Linked DNA regions of Homo sapiens: region 2 is linked to region 1. The links are chromatin loops, found by intact Hi-C in ENCODE. Cell type or tissue: dorsolateral prefrontal cortex. All regions are shown on one strand. Links, peaks and the distances in the headings refer to the core of each region. The heading gives the core; the rest is flanking DNA. Region 1 has its middle 11 kb from the start of SLC2A12. Region 2 has its middle 29 kb from the start of TBPL1.

Region 1 (5,385 bases), core at 275-5,274:
GCTGTGGTGTTTTTTGTTTGTTTGTTTTTTGACGAAGTTTCACTCTTGTTGCCCAGGCTGGAGTGCAATGGCGGAATCTCAGCTCACTGCAACCCCTGCGTCTGGGATTCAAGCAATTCTTCTGCCTCAGCCTCCCAAGTAGCTGGGATTACAGGTGCCCACCACCGCATCCACACCTGGCTAATTTTTTGTATTTTTAATAGAGACGGGGTTTCACCATGTTGGCCAGGCTGGTCTCGAACTCCTGACCTCAGGTGATTCACCCATCTCGGCCTCCCAGAATGCTAAGACTACAGGCATAAGCCACCACATCCGGCCCTGGCTGTGTTTTACACTTGCCCTTCTATGCTGAGGGACTGACTGATATCCTCTTTTCTATCCCCGCTCACTCCCTATCCATCCCCATTTGCAAGGCACTTCTGTCTTCTCTGACCTTCCCTCCCCCGGGGCTGGGCCAAGTGCTCTCCTCTCTGCTCCCAGGGCACATATTGCTCTCACAGACGGAGCATTAAACAGAGAGTGCTGTGATAATTCACTAATCTGTTTTCCCTATTAGTGTGTCAACACCATGAGCACAAGGTCGTGATCACCTTGTTCATACTCCTTCAGAGTTTGGCATGGTGTCTGAAACCTTGAGTTGCTCACTAAATATGTATTTAAAGAAATCCAGGAGAAAAGGAGGAAGAAGAAAAGGGTATACACAATCAAACTTCTGATCAACCTTATGTTGTTTCATTGCAGCATCCTTTTGAAAGTAGGTTCTAGGCCTAGTCTTGGTTCTAATTCTGGCTGTACCACTTACAAGCTCTAGAACCTCTTTAATGCCTCAGTTTCCTTTTTTCTAATAGATAAGGACAACAATAGCAGCCATCTCATAAGCTTCTTGTGATGATTAAATGAATTAATATATAGAAAGTAATTAGAACAGTATCTGACCATAGTCATCTGCAATAAATGATAGCTGTTGCTGCATCCAAGGGACTCCATAGAAGTATATAGTAATAATAGAAAAAATGCTGGGACAGGGCACAGTGGCTCACACCTGTAATCCCAGCATTTTAGGAGGTTGAGGTAAGTGGATCACTTGAGCCCAGGAGTTCAAGATCAGCCTGGACAACATAGTGAAACCCCATCTCTACAAAAAATACAAAAATTAGCCAGTTGTGGTGGTGCATGCCTGTATTTCCAGCTACTCAGGAGGCTGAGGTGGGAGGATCACTTGAGCCTGGGAGACAGAGGTTGCAGTGAGCCGAGATTGCACCACTGCACTCCAGCCTGGGCAACAGAGTGAGACCCTGTGTCAAAAAAAAAAAAAAAAAAAAGAGAAAGAGAAAAAATATTGGTTCAGGAGTAAGAGAATATAAATTCTAATGTTGGAACTTTATTATCCATGACTTTGGGCAAGTCTTATAATCCCTTTAGGTCCAGTTTCATCATCTCTAACACAGGGAGACATATACTTGCCTCATACAAAGCTGTCAACTGCTTGCCCAGAAGCAAAGCTTTCTCCTCTTGGCAATATTCCTGTAATTTTTTTATCAGGGTCAGGGCAGGGGGGATTGCATATTGCATGCGGATTTGATGTACTTGTCAATTAATGTTTACCACTCTCTACCTGCAATGACAATTAGATACTCTATCCCTAAAATGTTAGTCTTGAGAGGTAGCATTAGACTACACCCGAATAGAACAGCCATTCCCAATGGCAGAACTCAAAAAAGACCATCTATTTATCAGTTTCTATGTCATGTTTCTCCTGAGCTATTCTGTTTTTTCCCCGAGACAGTTCTTCTTATTTCAGTTCTATGAACCAAAGGCCAAGCAACAAATTCATTTTTAGCTAGTGTTACCCAGAGTGCAAAGATTCCCTAACATAAACTCTCTCAAAGGATTTTAGTTAAGAGAAAATCAGTTGAAGTATTTGAAAACATCTTAAAAACTATTAAGGTGCTATATAAATATGAACCGTTCACCAAGGCAACAGCAACAGCAACTGTAGAAGAGAATCAAGTTAATGCTTAGTCCATTTGTTTATCCATTCAAACCATGCTCTCCCTTTCTAAATAAGGATAGAAGCAGCATATGACAGGAGACTGGCAACTGAAACAGTGGTGAAAAACCAGAAAGGTCCAGGCATCTCTAGTTACAATAGCATGGCCTGACTCAGCATTTCATAGAGGCCCATACACAACTGGAGCCCCCTGGTGAGATCTTTTAACTCCCAGGTGAAAATCTGGGGGCTGCCCTTACCTCCCAGGAGTGGTGAGATAGCTGCCAGGAGAAGAAAGTGCAAGTGTAAAGGATTGAGGTATATTTCCATTCTTCAAGCTCCATCTTCAGAGAGGCTACTCCATGAAATGGCATTTGTCAAAGTTGCGATCCTTCTCTCCCTGTTGGGAAAGAGAGCCGATACTGGAAAGCTGAGAGAATCAGCTTCAGCATGAAAATAGGACGGGACTTGCTAGGACAGAGCTTCCAAACTCATCTTCTGCAGAGCTTGTATGACCACTGAGATGTTAATAGATATTCTGTGGAATTAAAAAATGAGGAGGCTGTTTCATCATTCAAAAAGTTTTGAGAAATTCTTCACATTATATGCTGTTCTCAGGACATAAAAAAAGTTTCATGTCTAAGAAATTTTGCTGTATACATGTGTAAACAGTTTTAGCGTAGATTTCCTCGCACTTTTAAATTTTGGATTCTTAATTTCCCTGTCCCCCCTGCCCCCCCCCCAAAAAAAACCTGCTAACGTTTAAACGAACACAGTTTGGGAAATCTGCGTTAAGTCCTTCGTGGGAGTGGGGTTGCTCAGCTCACAGTAGGCCACGAACCTGAATTTTCTCTTGTCTGCTGCCCCCTTTTGATAGATGGAGGGAAGAGCAGGCTTCCAGTGCAATGGACAGAAGAGGGAGCCTGCAAGTTGGTAACAGAGTCTATTAGGGAAAGAGAGAGTCACTTGAATCCTCAGAGCTGCTCCTGTCAACTGCTTTGTGCAGTTTTTGTGACTTATTAGCTGCTTGTTTGCACTCTATCTACGCCTGCCCAGGTGTGTTTGGGCCCTAGAGCGAAGGGAGCACAGGCGTTCATTTAGAAACTTATCCCTCCGTCCAAATATTGGATGCTTACCATGTGCCTGGTGCAATGCAGGGTGATACAAAGAGGAAGATAAGTGAGGCATTCTTATCGAAGGACCAGACACTCTTCCAGCCTGACTATATTCATTACACTCGTGCCTGACCTTTCTTTGACTCTAAGATTCTTCCTTTCTAAATGTGAATCTTAAAGACTGAAGTCTTTGATCTAAGACTGCTTTCTTATCACATCACATCCAACAACCAACTTTTCACAGCTTCCCAGATCCCAAATTCTGTTTAGCAAGGACACTTGGATTTTTTTGTTTTTTGTTATAAATGACCTCTTCAGGTTCATATTTTCACTATGTCCAGAATTCTTATTTTATTCTGTTTTGTGCTGACATTGGAGGCAGAGTCTGTGTCACAGAATACACCACTAGGGGTTACCCTGGACATGGAAGGGTATTCACTCGGGGAAGAAATTTTAATGGAATTTTTAATATCTAGAGCTGTCATTATCCTGTGATGGTTCACAAGAAATGGAACACTTAAAAATTTCTACAGAAAAAAAGGAAAATGTCATGAGGCAGTTTTTAGTACTTCCATCCCTTTCCTGGCTGCTCTAACTTTACAGGTACTTGTAAGTGGCAATTAAGCACTTTTTCCTAATTCCAGAGTCTTGCCCCACTTCAGAGCAACATAGAGTGGCCTAGACAGGCTGAGGTACTTTGCCGCTTCAGTCATCATTAATCTATGGTATTTACTGATGAGAAGTAAAGTGGTAGAAGAAAAAAAAATTTTCTGTTATCCTGGGCACTTGGAAATGAATGTATTCTCACAATCTGTTCTCAAAACAACTTACTGATTCTGGGGTTCTGGAAGCTCTGATGTGCAGGTGAGCCTTTTAAATTCCTCACTGTTGGAGCTCCTATCTAGGACTCACTGGCTGGATGAAAACGGTTCTTTTTATTGCTTTCTGAATGTCTGCTAGACAGGCGTAAGCAACACCTTATATCTGCCTTCTGAAAAAGGTAAAAGAACTGGGACCCATCCACCATGCTGGACAGCTCGGCAGTGGCAGTGGCCTCCCCCAGACCCTGTTCCGAGTGCTCCACCAACAAACTCACCAGCAGTCAGAGTCTAGCCTCTCCCCAAACTTCACCTTCATCACAATTCATTTTAAGCCCTTCCACAACCCAATCAACTCTAGATCTACTTAATGGATAATAATTTGATCTCATGCAAACTGCACTTTCCTCTTCTCAGAATGATCCTTCTACCCCTTAATTAAACATTTGAGAGTGAAAGAAGAGAAAATTCGGGTTCAAAGATTGGTAAGTCTAAGAAACCTAAGGAAAAGGAGTTAGTAAACATGTTAATCAAAGAGTGAGCACTTTTCGGAAGCGCAACATTCAGATACCTTTCTTGATTGGATTCCAGAAGACTATTTCTGGGAAGAGGAGATTTGCATTTTTCTAAAGTCTTCTACCCACAGCCTAACCACCCTAGGGCTTTGAAATATTTTTTTTCTGATGTGCAGTCATAATTGAATAAATAAAATGATTCCTGATCATTTCTTCTCTTCAGCTTTATAATGACATCACTAGGAATCACAACATGTAAGGATTGAAAGTGACCTCAGAGACTCTAGTTCAGCGCCCCCTTTTGACAGGTAGAGAAATTGAGCCCCCTCCATGGTTAAGTGGTTGGCCACATGGTGACTTACTCAGTGGCTTTAGTTTACAAAGCAAACCGCTAATTATTAGGTAGTAGAATTACTACTTTCATGTTATCTTTAATTTTTAAAATTATCAAAAAACATTAGTTAAGTCTGTATCACTGGTGCTGCAGAACCTGAACAGGTGCTGCTGTGGCCTGGGCCCTACAGATGCAATTCTCACATTGCCCCACCCTGAGAAAGGACCGACAAGGGAATCTGCTTGTCCAAGTTCGAGGGGTTGGTGAAGAATAGGACAAAGGCCGGGCACGGTGGCTCACGCCTGTAATCCCAGCACTTTCAAAAGCCTAAGTGGGCGGATCACCTGAGGTCAGGAGTTCAATACCAGCCTGGCCAACATGGTGAAACTCTGTCTCTACTAAAAATACAAAATTAACCAGGAGTGGTGACACACACCTGTAGATCCACCTACTCGGAGGGCTGAGACAGAAGAATCGCTTGTACCCGGGAGGCGGAGGCTGAAGTGAGCCGAGATCATGCCACTGCACTCCAGACTGGGTGAGACAGAGCGAGACTCCATCTCAAAAAAAAAAAAAAAATAGGACAAAGATGAGTATCAAACACCACTAAATA
Region 2 (5,385 bases), core at 92-5,091, 140 kb before region 1:
TCACCATATTGGCCAGGCTAGTCTTGAACTCCTGACCTCGTGATTCGGCTGCCTCAGCCTCCTAAAATGCTGGGATTACAGGCATGAGCCACCGCGCCCGGCCGTTATTCTTACTTTACAATATGAGAAAACTGAAGTTCAAGAACTCACAACTAGTAAGTGATGAATCTAAAACTCTGAATGTAAGATCATTTGACTAGAATATTGGTGCTCTAGTCACTAACTCAGGACGAACTTTTCACAAAGGGACTAATTTTTTGATGTGATGTGCTAAGAAATTCCAAGTTCTAAGCTGAAAATGTGGTGCCTCAACTAAGGTCCTGCCTTTGAGAAATCCTGCAGGCATTCAACTATTGCTTTTTGGATGACACATATTTTTTGTAAATGTCTAAAAAATGCAATAGAAGTTAAGCTTTTCTCTTTAACTTTCATTGTGAGTGTGCTCAGAATCTAGCTGTATTCACATCTCTAGTTCTGGGTGATTCTATTAGCCTAGCATTTATGGAGTGCTGAGTAAATGCTAGACACTGTGCTAAGTGCTCTGCATGGCTTTACCTCTATAATCCTTGCCACAACCCAGAGGACAGGCTATTTTCCAGATGAGGAAACTGAAGACGGGAGGGGTTCAATAACTTCACCAAAGTCATCATCTAAGCGGTGACACTGGTATTTTAGTCCAAATAAGTCTTACTCCAGGACTCAACTTTTTTTTTCTTTTTTTAGACAGGGTCTCACTCTGACACCCAGGCTGGAGTACACGATCTCGGCTCACTGCAACCTCCACCCTCCTGGGTTCAAGTGATTCTCCTGCCTCAGACTCCCAAGTAGCTGGGATGATAGGCATATGCCATCACACCTGGGTAATTTTTGTAACTTTAGTAGAGACAGGGTTTCACCATGTTGGCCAGGCTGGTCTGGAACCCCTGACCCCAATTGATCCACCCTCCTTGGCCTCCCAAAGTGCTGGGATTACAGGCATGAGCCACCGCGCCTGGCCGGCTCAACATCTTGACCATGCCATGAGGCCAGGGCCCAATCTAGTCACCTTTTGCTTCCCCTCTGATGTACAGTTTTCTTTGTTTCCAATACTTTAGATATTTAAGCTTTAAAAATATAAAATGAGGCTAATATATTTTTCAGCTGCTTTCAATTAATAAAGGAAATTGCTCCTTTGAGATTATTAGGCTGTTTTAAGAATGTCAGGCAATTTTATAGGGAGCAGCCTATTTCTAATTCTTTTAGATTAGCAGAGGAAGAGCCGCTGATATGTTGCCCCCTGCCCGTTCTCACTGATTCTGGGTGAAGTAGTGCAGATATGTGGGTACATGCCATGAGCAATTTGTGATTGTCTAGGACAAGGATAGCAGCTGCTACAGTATTTTTGGTGGATTGATCTTTCATTGCCTTGCTTCTTACCCTGGGTCAGCTTGCTGGGAGCATCACATCTACAGAGTGGCTTTTATGAAACTCGAGCAGTGAGTTCACTTGTGCTTCCCTCTTATGTTTAACAAAAATATATCTCATGCCCATTTCTGTGACACTCAAACTAGAATACAACTTATGTAACTACTGAAAGCAAAACCTATTTAAATATTGACTTCTTAAATACTTGCTTCACTTAGCATTTTTTAAATTCGATTTAATTAAATAATCTCATGTATAGAATATGACTATCATGCCAAAGCTATCTGATGGTAAAAAAGATGGGAACACAAAAAAAAGAAGGTTAATAGTGTAATATCCCATAATATTGGTTTACTTAATTTGATTTTATAAAATAAAATTAAACATATGTAGGTCTACTTTTAGATAAAAAATATTCCTAAGGGCCTTCTATAGACCTCTCAATCCATGGACATCTGTCAATTATAAAATCTTCCTAAGTTTTAAGGCAGCTGCATGGCTAGGTCTAATGGCTGTCCAGGAGTTCCTGATGTACCATAAGGAGGATTTCAGAAACTTGTAGATCTCACCGAGTCATGACAGCAATTATAAACGGTTGACAATTACTGTTCTAATGAATGGACATTCACCTTTCATAAGCTTCCCAATTCTTATGCTTCTCTGTATAAACCCCTCCTTCCTGTTCACCTGTTACACCACATGGTGGCAGCCTTGTCTCTCATTTCCTTTTCTGTATGTTCACAATAGGGATCTTGACTGCTGCTGTAGGTATCCAGTTAGGGAAAAAAGGAAAGGAGAATCCTCAGAAACCAAATAGGCAGAACCATGCCCTGGAGGAAACTAGTAGAAAAAGTGGTATTTTCCTTATTTGTAAAACTGAATTAGGTGATTTGTAAAGTTCCGTCTAGCTTTAATTCATGATTCAAAGCTGAATTGATAGCAAAGTTGAACCTGCTAAGATTGGGCTTACACGTGAGAAGAGGCTGGTGGGCCAAAAACTTCATGGGCAAGCTCAGCAGGCACATTCCAGAGAGTGGTGAAATAGTAAGAGAAAGTGCAGGCTGAGGACGCTTCCAGCATTTTCCAAATGAAAGGTATGAAAATAACGACCTCATCAAAACTCTTTGAAAGTATGAAGGTCTCCAGGACAAAAAAAAATTAAGAAAGATTATGATGGAATTTATGAATGAGCTAGAAAACACTGGTTCTGTGTTTAATTTCCATACCCTAGAAAATGTGCTAAAACCAACTCTTACGCATAAAACTGCCATCTCAGAAGAAAATTAGCATCAACTTCTAGTGTAAGCAACTCTGCTTAGAGGAGAAATATACTACCACCCCCATCCAACTAAGGCATAGTTTCAGGGGGAAAAAATTACTGATCAACAATATTGTAACTCCTCTGGAGAAAAAAATAAGTTAAAAGAAAGGTAGCCATCTGCATAATGTCTAAAAAAAGGGGGAGATGGAGAAGAATTTTGTCTTCTGCAATATTGTTCAGGAGAGAAAGTCATGTTCACTTTGCCTACAGATTTTGTCCATTTGAGATCTGTGTACTTTTAAATAAGATACTATCCTTGTTTGATAATGCTTGCCACTGAAAATATTCAAGTATTTTTCCACGGATGAATTTCCTGATCACTGATGATTTTTGTGATGGAGAAAATATCTTAGCTTCAGTATTTATTTGGAGACGATGTAATCAAGTGTTTCAGAGCAGAAGTTTTAGAATCAGACAAAGCAAGTTCAAATTGTTGTCCTGACACTTGCCCAAGTTACTCAACCTAAAACTTTTCCTCATCTTTGTGGAGATACAAATGTAACACATAGGGTTGCTTCTGAGACAATGAATATAAAGTGCTGAGCCCAGTTGCTGGCACGTGGTAGATATATGACAAATGGCAGATAGTGATACTAATGACCAATTATTTCATTGAAGTTTTATTAGTTTTGATGGATATTTTTAATTGATTTCATTGTGTTTTTCAGACAATACCATCATGTACTAATAAAAATCACTTAACTCTGCTTTTATTAGTTACTAATCTATCAGTTTTTTTTCTTATCTTACTGTATTGGCTAGAACTTCTAGAACAAACAAGGAGAAATAATGGTGATCAGAGAAATCTTTGTCTTAGCTTTACTTTAACGAATGTGCTGCATTGACAAATAATACAACAGGAAAGACATCACAAATGACCCAAAGTCTCACTTTTCACCTATCCCATCCCCCTGCATCACATCAAAAGAAAACACTATCCTGAATTGGGTGTTTATATCTTACTTTCTGAAAATTTATTTTTCTGAGGGTTTTTTTGCATTGCTTCAAAAGAGCTTTTGCATATATGTTCAGTTTTGCTTGTCTTTGAGCTAGTATCATACTCTATGTAGTTTTTCCCAGTTACTCATCACTCTCAATATTAAATTGCTAATATTAATCCATGTAATTGCTTCCAGCATTCATTTATTAATTTTTACTGCTATATTACATTCCTTTGTATAAACACACCACAATTTATGCATTCTACTTTCAAGAGACTTTTGGGTTGCTTATACTTTTTGCTGTTAACAACGTGGCTGTGAACATTTTTGTATATTGTCTCCTGGTGAATGGGTTATTCTGATTATTTCTAATAACATGAAATTGAGCATGTTTCCTTACTTTTTCTTTACATGTTTATCATATTATTGTGTTTCTCCTATATAATGCCTCTTAATGTCTTTTGCCCATTTTTCTACTGGGTCTTCTGTCTTTTTCTTATTCATTTATGGTAGTTTTTCATAGAAACTGGACACTACACCAACACTTTGGCATTTATGTAAGTTAGAAATACATTCTTCCAGTTTGTGGCTTGTCTTTTCACTTTATCTAAGGCGGGTTATTTTTTTTTCATGGATTAAGGATACTAATGTTGTATAATATAACTGTTTGATGATTGATACTTTTTGTATCTTATATAAGAAATACGTCCCAATCCTGAGATCATATTCTTTCATATTTTCTCTAAAAAGTTTTAAATTTTTTCCTTCTTACTTGTCTTTAATTCACCTGAAATTAATTTTTCTATCTGATGTAAAGTAAGTGTCCTATTTTACTTTCTATATAGATAACCAATTTTCCTAGCACTGTTTGTGGAATAATCTACCCATTCCCCACTGGAATCACCGTATAACCTCTGACATACACCAAGTTTCTATATGTAAGTGAGTCTGATTTTTGGCTTTCGATTCTGTTTTACTAGTCAATGTATTTATTTAATCCTACACCAGTGGCTCATCCTGCAGTCATATAGCTTTTAATGAATTCCGCTCATCGAAAGAGCAAGTCTTTCTTCCCAACCTTTCTTCCCAACCTTGATCTTCTTCAGGAGTGTTTGTCAAGTTCCTCTAAAAATCTTGTTGGGATCTAGACTGGAATTTGTACTGAATGTATAGATCAATTTGAGAAGAAATTACTTTTCTTTAAATATTGAGTTTTCCTATCTATTGAAATAGTATATCTCTGAATTTATCTAAATCTCCTTTAATGTAACATAATTATCTTATTACATGTATTCCTAAGTACTTTGTTTGTTTTGTGGATTCTGTCAATATCATCCATTTTTGTAGTATATTCTCTCAACTATTTGTTGCTAGTTGAAGTAGACATAGTGAATTGACCCTCAGTTTTATTACCAGCCTTTTCCAGAGTCACCACCTGATTGCCATTGTCATTCCCAGAAGAGGATGGACAGCTAAAATCTACATCTTGCAGATTCTCAAGTTAGTTTTATCTTTATGAATAGCTTCCACCAATTATATACATTTATGGGAGATTCGGAAGGCAAAAGTAAGACAGAAATCGGCTGGGCACAATGGCTCACGCTTGTAATCCCAGCACTTTGGGAGGCAGAGGTGGGCGGATCACTGGAGGCCAGGAGTTCTAGACCAGCCTGGCCAACATAGTGAAACCTGTCTCTACTAAAAATAGAAAAAAATTAG

The links. Hi-C counts contacts between places; a loop is a spot of excess contacts. Peaks named below come from ENCODE experiments on the same cell type or tissue, not always from the same donor. Only the 100,000 strongest peaks of a DNase experiment are listed, where the experiment ranks them.
Region 2: it touches region 1 in a loop (2.8-fold over the local background); 74 of 110 quality-filtered maps call a loop at or near these places.

The regions. Positions count from the first base shown.
Region 1 is chr6:134,061,161-134,066,545 of GRCh38, forward strand. No RefSeq gene overlaps it. Among named protein-coding and RNA genes, the nearest start is that of SLC2A12, 11 kb to the left of the region's middle. RefSeq lists an enhancer at 1-529. In dorsolateral prefrontal cortex, for the core only: CTCF peaks have their summits at 2,867, 3,071 and 4,759 (motif pointing left); a DNase peak (open chromatin) is centred at 2,861; H3K4me3 peaks cover 342 bases; H3K27ac peaks cover 1,563 bases.
Region 2 is chr6:133,922,022-133,927,406 of GRCh38, forward strand. No RefSeq gene overlaps it. Among named protein-coding and RNA genes, the nearest start is that of TBPL1, 29 kb to the right of the region's middle. In dorsolateral prefrontal cortex, for the core only: CTCF peaks have their summits at 2,114 (motif pointing right) and 2,315; a DNase peak (open chromatin) is centred at 2,110.